Linked DNA regions of Homo sapiens: region 2 is linked to region 1. The links are chromatin contacts, found by Hi-C or POLR2A ChIA-PET in ENCODE. All regions are on one chromosome and are shown on one strand. The core of a region is the stretch at or near the end of the contact, and the rest is flanking DNA. Distances in the headings are between cores, read along the strand shown.

Region 1 (3,870 bases), core at 581-3,080:
ACAGAGACATATTCTTAAAGGAAAAGCAAAAGGCAACAGTTTCTTCTCCAAGACTACCCAGATCTTTTTCCATTTGCTAAAAACAATCAGGACACCCTTCTAAGATGTTGCTCTAAAACTAGCAATATCTTCTTCTGAAAGAATGCCACCTTTTTCCTTTACTTTTAAAAATAAAACATCGGCCGGGAGCGGTGGCTCACGCCAGTAATCTTAGCACTTTGAGAGGCCAAGGCAGGCGGATCACCTGAGGTCAGGAGTTTGAAACCAGCCTGGCCAACATGGCGAAACCGCCTCTCTATTAAAAATACAAAAAAATTAGTCGGGCGTGTTAGCTGGCGCCTGTAATCCCAGCTACTCGGGAGGCAGAGGTTGCAGTGAGCCGAGATCGCGCCACTGCACTCCAGCCTGGGTGACAAAGGGAGACTCGGTCTCAAAAAAAAAAAAAAAAAAAAAAAACAGGCCAGGTGAGGTGGCTCAGGCCTGTAATCCCGGCATTTTGGGAGGCCAAGGCGGGCGGATCACGAGGTCAGGAATTCAAGACCAGCCTGACCAACATGGTGAGACCCTTGTCTCTACTAAAAATACAAAAAGTAGCCTGGCGTGGTGGTGCGCGCCTGTAGTCCCAGCTACTCAGGAGGCTGACGCAGGAGAATCGCTTGAACCCGCGGGTGGAGGTCGCAGTGAGCCGAGATCGCGCCACTGCACTCCAGGCTGGGCGACAGGGTGAGACTCCGTCTCAAAACAAACAACAACAAAAAATCGGCCCTTAGCCCACTAATACTGTTTTCTCTGGGATACTCCCATTAAGTGGAACTTGGGGTTTCCAACCTCAGTCAGTAGTTTTCCTTCAGTAGTCCATATACTACATTTCCTGGGTCAATTAATTCCCAATTAGCCCAGAGATGAGGAGCAGTCCGCCAGCTGCTAGCCTCATAATTTTGTTTTCTTTATTGTCCTTCATTGCTTCAATGAACAGAACTTGCAAGAAATGGTGAAAAATACTTGCTTTTGTCCAGTTGGAAAAAGCTGGCATTCAGTAAACTAATTTAGTTCAAGACAGTGATCAGATCTCTTTCCTAAGGATGAATACATATTTGTAAAAACTGAGCAGTCAGTTATGTGTCATGATTATTCATAAGAGTGTAAACCAGTCCTGTTAACTCCAAAAAGCCATTAAAAAAAAAAAGGTCCAGATAATATGAGTTCATCCTTTCATGCGTTTTAGGCCCTACAACTACTTTCAATGCCTCTGCGAATGCCTTTATTGAAAGCATATTTGCCAAATCCAGCGTCCACGCAAAAAGTTAAGAGTATCCCCCTACTCTCCATTCAATCTTCAAATCTCCTTGGTGCCTCTCTCCCGCCTACCCTCGAATCACCGCACAAGGGTGATTCCCGGCACTCCACCCTGAGGTCCCCGCCTAGGTCCACGTACCAGAGCCCCGGCAGGAGACCCGCGGCCCGTCCCGACCAGCCCGCCCGCGGGGCGCAGGGGCCTGTAGGTGTGTCCCGCGCGCTCCGCCGCTCGGTCAGTCGCCCGCCAGACCACTAGCCCCTCCGTCGGGCCGAGAATCTGACCTGTCCCGCTCCCACCGAGCCCTTGCCGACCGGTAGTCTCCCTTCTCAACTCCGAGCCTCGGGGCCCGGCTTACCTCGGTCAGGAAGCCCCCTTCACCTACACGCAGCGGAGAAGCGCCCAAGCAACAACGTCTGCACCCAAACCCAGTCCTCAGAACCGCAGACGTGGCCCTGCGTGGCTTCCGGCTCGTCGCCACGCCCCCTGGCCAATCACGGCAGAGGACTATCCGCCAGCCCCGCCCCCGCCTCGCCGCAGGTCGCGCGCAGCTGGCGCCTGAGGAACTGCGGCTGCGGTTCCGAGCGGGGTCTGGGGCTGTTACCATTGAGTGACCAGAAAGGGTGAGGCCCCCGCGGTGGCCCGGGGGTTGGGGCCGAGGGTCGCGGGCCCTCAGAGCACTGCGGCCGCGGAGGCACAGCCTCCGCCTCCAAATCCGGGCCTCTGGGGGCGGCAGGCCCTGCGTTCCTGGGAAGCCGGGGTTCCTAGTGGTCTTGGCTAGGGGCGGGGGTGGGGAATCAGCCCCGTCGCTGGGCCTCGGACAGGGCGACCTCGCCCACAGTGAGCGCCGCCGGCGGCCCGCATCCCCCTCTCCGACGTCGAGGTCATCTCCCAAACCTTTGAATCTGGGAAGCCTTCTCCGGCTGCCGTCTCCCCGGGTACCCCCTTCCCCCAGCTCACTGTAAACATCTTTTATTTAATGACCTCTGAGACACCCCCTACCCTTATCCTGGGTCCCTCGGGGCAGAGGCCAGTGAATCGTAAACGTCCGGAGCCCTGGAATGCGGCCCAAGCGAAAAGGCCACCGCGGTGTTGGGGGGGGGCGGTCCGCGAGTCCAGGACCGAGGGGTGGCGACTGGCGCTGGGGAACTCGGAGCCCATCCTGCTGGCACTGCGGCCTCTCTCGCCGCAGCGTCTGGCTCCGCCCAAGCCCGAGCCCCGGGTGGGATTGGAAGCCGGGCCCCAGCCTTTCCCAGAATTCAGGCTTGCAGAGCGTCTGCAGGTGTCTGCCTGCCACCTGCAGCGGGACAGTTCCAAACACCTGTTGAAAGTGCAGATTCCCCTATCTAGTGCGGGGTGCGGGAGGCGGGAACCCGGAGCCCGGGTACGCAGAATATGGGTTTTTACGGAGTGTTTTAGAGGATGTTGTGCATACTAGATTTTGGAGTCAGGAAATAAAGAAGAGTGCAAGTGTCTGGTTTGTGCCCCTAGCTCTCGGTGCAAAGCGTTCCTGCAGAATTGCTTCCACGTAAAGGGACCTTCGGGAAATTTCGCTGGATACCGGCTGGCATTGACAAACCCAGCGTCCCTGAGCCTTGTGAGGTTTCCAGGCAGGCTGATTGCGAGGCAACATGTCTGCTTCGGTGAAAGAAAGCCTTCAGCTTCAGCTACTGGAGATGGAAATGCTGTTTTCTATGTTTCCTAACCAAGGAGAAGTAAAACTTGAAGATGTAAATGCCCTGACGAATATAAAGAGGTATTTGGAAGGCACAAGGGAGGCGCTGCCACCAAAAATCGAATTTGTAATTACACTCCAGATTGAAGAGCCCAAGGTAGGTACCCTGATTTAAGTGTTTGCCAGGTGCCCAGTTTTTAATTGAAACATCTAGAACATGAGCTTTCTGTCAAGGAAAGATAGAAATATTCCAGGTGCATATTTCCTTGTTTGAAAGATACGGAATGCTCTATAAATTGTCTTCAGTAAATATCTTTAATTTTATGTAAACATATACACCTTTTTAACAAATATACCTGGAGTTTTTATTGACGCTATCTTGCAGTCTTATGCCATTATTATTTTGTTCACCCATCCAGTTGGACTACCTTTCACATGTATCATGATTTTCATAAATCTAAATATCTCCTGTAACATAACTGTCTTTTAAGGAGTGAATGAGTGGATTTTTTGATGGCACCATAACACAGAAAGCAAATATGGATGGAAAAATCTAAAGACTAAAAATGAATTTACCTCCATCTTCTGATCCATTTATCTCCAGCAACATTAGCATAGCATAGGTAATACGTGGACTGGGCATTTGAGAACCACTGTTGTAGCTATTTCCTACTCATCCTTCAGTTGTTATTCCCTCAGAGGAGACTTTCTGGTTCTCCAGACTGGATTCTGTCCCGCTGGTTACACACTTCAATGGAACCCTCCACTTTTCCATGGTAATGCTTTTCACAATTGAAATTAAATACTTGCTATATGTAATTATTTGTTTAATGTGTGTCTCCTTCACTAGGCCCTGGACTTCATGAAGGGCAAAAATAGTGTCTGGTTTATTCACTTTTTT
Region 2 (3,870 bases), core at 464-2,963, 2.3 Mb after region 1:
GAACCCTGTGGGATACAGTCTGGTATTTTTAACACCTTCTGGGGGTATTTGTCAATATTTACATTTGATGTGGATAGCTTATAAAAGTCCAGTGGCTTTGGGTAAACCCTGTTCACTAAGAATAAGACCCAGAAGGTCATATGAATCAACGATCAAAGAATGAAGATATTCTGAATCCAAGTTTCTTGTTTTGATTATTAAAAATACCTTGCAATTAGTTAGGCATGAGAGAAAGCTTGTGTATAAAGTTTGGCTTGTAATTCACATGAATTCTCTATACAGGCCAAAAACTACCTTCCCTTTGGGAATATACAATGACCTTATTTGGAAATTACTTCAGGTAATTATGAAGTAATAATATCTCTATTCATATGCTAAAAAGAATTCAAAATAACATTCAATTATCATCTCTTAGAAACTAAATTAAACGGGTACTCACCCAAGTTGAAATGCAAACAAATGCATGATATCATTATGTGACCCTCCCCTAGCCCTTACCCTGTCCATGGCAGATGCTAAGAAAAACTTGTCCCTAAGAAGAGAGAAGTCAATTGATTTAGTCAGCCTTTCCCACTGTGTTTGGACTGAGCCTCAGAACCCTCCTTATCCCCATACTGCAAGGAGTTACTGTCAATCAACTAGAGATGGCGCTCAAGATAAAATTATTTTCCATCCTGTACTAATATAATAATAAGCATGGAATCTATTTATTGGTTTTTTCACAACAATAAAATATATCTTTAGCAAGTAACAAATGGTAGAGGTAATACTTTTAGATAAAGAGGGAAGAATCCTTCTGACTTTTCTCTTTATCACATTTTACCCACACACAATGTGGATGGAATCTGCAACTGAATTTAGCAGTCACACTGAAACTCTGCTGCATGACCACACTGTCCTGAGGCCATGTGCCAACTTCTATGTTTTTTTTTCCCAAAGCTCTTCCAAGGAAGAGCTGCCACTTCTCCATTTACTCTTTTCACCTGTAAATGAATGCTGCCGTTGGTATTGAGAAAATGGGTGAATGAAAGAAATCATGAGAACACTCCTGGGGTGAGAGCAAGAGGAATGAAAACACGTGGTGTGAGAGCAGGTCAGAGATGGTGGTTAACACAGGAACCAGGATGGAGGCCTCAGACTTGACCCTGGCCTGCAGGACGTTGGCCTGCATTGTCTGCAGGAGGAAACACAGAGGTCAGTGGATATCCTGCGGTCTTCCATTAAGGCCTCTTACTATTCTGGAACATTTTATTTTTATAGAGAAATCTCCCACTTCCTGATCTCCCCAGTTAGAATTGATTGATCAAAGCAGTCCCTCTCCCTGTTATTAAATAATTAAATAATATGCATTAGTTGATCCCTATAACCACTTAAAATGTATCTAACACAGGAGAAATCTTTGGTAAATATTTACTGAATGAATGAACAAATAAATAATTGGAGGGAGGGAGAAAGAGACAGAGTTAAATCCTGAGGCTGGAGTTTTTGGTCCTTCAGCCCCTTATCCCATTGCCCCTGGCAGCCCCATCCATGTGACCTTGAATTCTGTCCAAGTCTCATCACTTTCTATGTGTGTTGTAATGGAAAAAAGGTTACAAAACACAGTCTTTCTGGCCTGGAGTACCAAAATAGTAAAGACTTCTGTTTTGAAAGCCTCTGACAAATGAACACAACAGCCACAGTGATAACTTTAGCAGGAAATTGAACCACAAAAAGCAAGCGAGCCACAAAGCCCTGAAGGCTAAAAATGCCTCACAGGCCAAGAGGCAGTTAGGTTGCACCTGAGACAGAGGCTGCTTTCTTAACTGGGAAATGGGTGTCTCCAGATATATAAAGCTGTGAGGAGATCACCATGGCCCAGCTCTGACGAGCCACTGGTACAGCATTGTTGGTTAGTTTGCCTCAACCTGCAGCAGAGTTTTTATTCCAAGAGTTAACAGTTAGTTAGGCTTTTTCCAAAGGTTGAGATGACACCCCAACTCCCACACCCATTTCCGTCCTGCCCCAGCTTGAAACCAGGCAAAGTGAGTTAAGACATTGGGAGATGGGAGGGGACAGGAGGGGTAGAGGCCTGGCACCCCTCTCTCTTCTGTTTCAAGAGACACTTTGTGGAGTTGTCTAGAGAGACTGGGGGTAACTGCTCCTTCTGCCCCCAATCTCCCCTTAGCTCCCCACTCCTCCCTATCCTGCCAGGCCAACCACCAGCAGAGAAGGGCGCTTAGCTCCAGTGACGCTGTGAGTGAGGTACTTGTGAGGATGCATATGGTTCCTGTTGGAAATGCACGGAGGAGCAGTGAAACACCAGAAGCCCCATCCTCTCTCCTGCCCGTGCCCTCATGCCCAGCCAGCTGAATATTCCTGTGGCTTCCACTCCTGCACTGTCCCCTCAGTGTCACCTCCCCACCACATTCCCACAGCCCCACTTGCTGTGTCACCTCTCCCCTGAGGGAGAGGTGTCTTCCTGCCAGTCTCTTCACCACCAGGCTCACACAACTCCCATCCATTCACTGCAGGCTGCCAGACTGAGCTTTCCAAGCACCCCCGGACTGCCTCCAGCCCTACTTTCTCTTCAAGGCTTCCCACTTCCCTCAAAATGAAAGCCCTGACTCCTTGGACACCATACAGACCCTCCCTGATCTCCCAGCGATGCTCTTAGCAGCATCATTTTTTTTTCTGCCAGATTTTCAGGTGCCCTCAGTTCCAGGAGCACCAAATCACCTGGATGCCATGAGCTGCTTATGACACAGTTCAAGGTGTGACATCTTTGAGGTCTCTCCATAACACCTCTACTGCAGACGTCTGTCTCTGGTGTATCAGCTGTACCTTGCACACATGTCTCTAACCATCTGTCCACTGTGTCTGTCTGTTCACACATCAGATTGACCCTATGTTCTCTGTGACACCAGGTGAGCTCTGGCACCAGTGCCCAGCAGATGATTACTGAATGATTAATAAAACTACTCACTCCACCTGCTGCTTTTAAATGGGCTCCATTTTGGTATGATTTGGTGCGTGAACCATTAAAACTTTTCAGAAGTCAGGATTTGAAACAAACTTGGTAAAAAGTAGTTAAGCAATGTCTTCGTTGTAAAGTGAGAAACCAAGTTGCTTGGAAACAGGTGAAAAGCTTAGCCAGCAGCTTCACAATTCACAGCCTGGCACTCCAGTAGCCCTCTCTGGACAATTGCCCAGGTTTTCTTGTTTTCATTTCTGTGTTTTAATTTACAAGTTACCTTTATATTTCTACTAATACCTTACTGGCACTTGTTTGTGAATGAAACAATTTTTTTGAGAGTTTGTTAATTGTTCTGTGTGAGTGTGGAAAGTTTCTTTCATATAAGATCATCAATTCTTTTTTTAAAAATAGTGTTTTAGGTTTTCTCCTACATAAAGAAAGTGGTGGGGGTGAGGAGCTGGGGGTGGACCAGATGCTCACATTGTATTTCTATGATTTTGCTGTTGGAGATACTGAAGATCATTTTGCTGGGCTTTGCTCTCTTAAATTACAGAAAAGTGCATTTGGTGAAGTTTAGTGTTTTTAGTAAACATATACAAGATGTCATAGGGATAGAATTAGTGAAGGAATAGGGTTCGTGAATGAATGAGCTCAATCTTAGTAATGAAATGTTTGGAAAGCAACAGAACAAGAGAGAAAGAGCATCAGAACATGATTTAGGTACCCCATACATTTATACAAATAAAAAAAAGATCTGATTTAGGGTCATAGAAATCACATACCTAAACTGATGGTTAAACAATAAGTGGCAAGTAACAGTTTAGCTACAAAAAATGTACAGGAACACATAAGGAAAGTTACATGGGAACTTTCAGAGAGGACCAAAAAAGGTGGAATAAGATTATCTGCTCTGT

What was found. Hi-C counts contacts between places; a loop is a spot of excess contacts on that map. ChIA-PET counts read pairs that join two places held with the same protein, here RNA polymerase II (POLR2A). Pooled maps may share reads with other maps.
Region 2: a map of endothelial cell of umbilical vein shows a loop between it and region 1 (5-fold over the local background). The contact joins the enhancer-like site here to the promoter of RWDD2A in region 1. A Hi-C loop is called at or near these places in 1 of 168 maps with a recorded cell type or tissue (endothelial cell of umbilical vein) and 6 of 50 pooled maps. POLR2A ChIA-PET finds 5 or more read pairs at or near these places in 1 of 52 experiments (activated T-cell).

Annotation. Positions count from the first base shown.
Region 1 is chr6:83,191,527-83,195,396 of GRCh38, forward strand. It overlaps RWDD2A (RWD domain containing 2A), which reads left to right and starts at 1,831. Exons shown (of 3, transcript NM_033411.5): 1 at 1,831-1,917; 2 at 2,786-3,126. The coding sequence starts at 2,926. PGM3 (phosphoglucomutase 3) reads right to left here and starts at 1,739. Exons shown (of 13, transcript NM_015599.3): 1 at 1,653-1,739. RefSeq lists silencers at 1,390-1,459, 1,760-2,129 and an enhancer at 1,702-2,201.
Region 2 is chr6:85,459,723-85,463,592 of GRCh38, forward strand. The region is part of intron 1 of NT5E (5'-nucleotidase ecto); the gene reads left to right. Among named protein-coding and RNA genes, the nearest start is that of NT5E, 12 kb to the left of the region's middle. Within about 2 kb of position 1,714, at least 14 of the 41 ENCODE cell types and tissues checked have a DNase peak (open chromatin) inside an H3K27ac peak, as active enhancers do; they include endothelial cell of umbilical vein, where a contact is called at or near this core.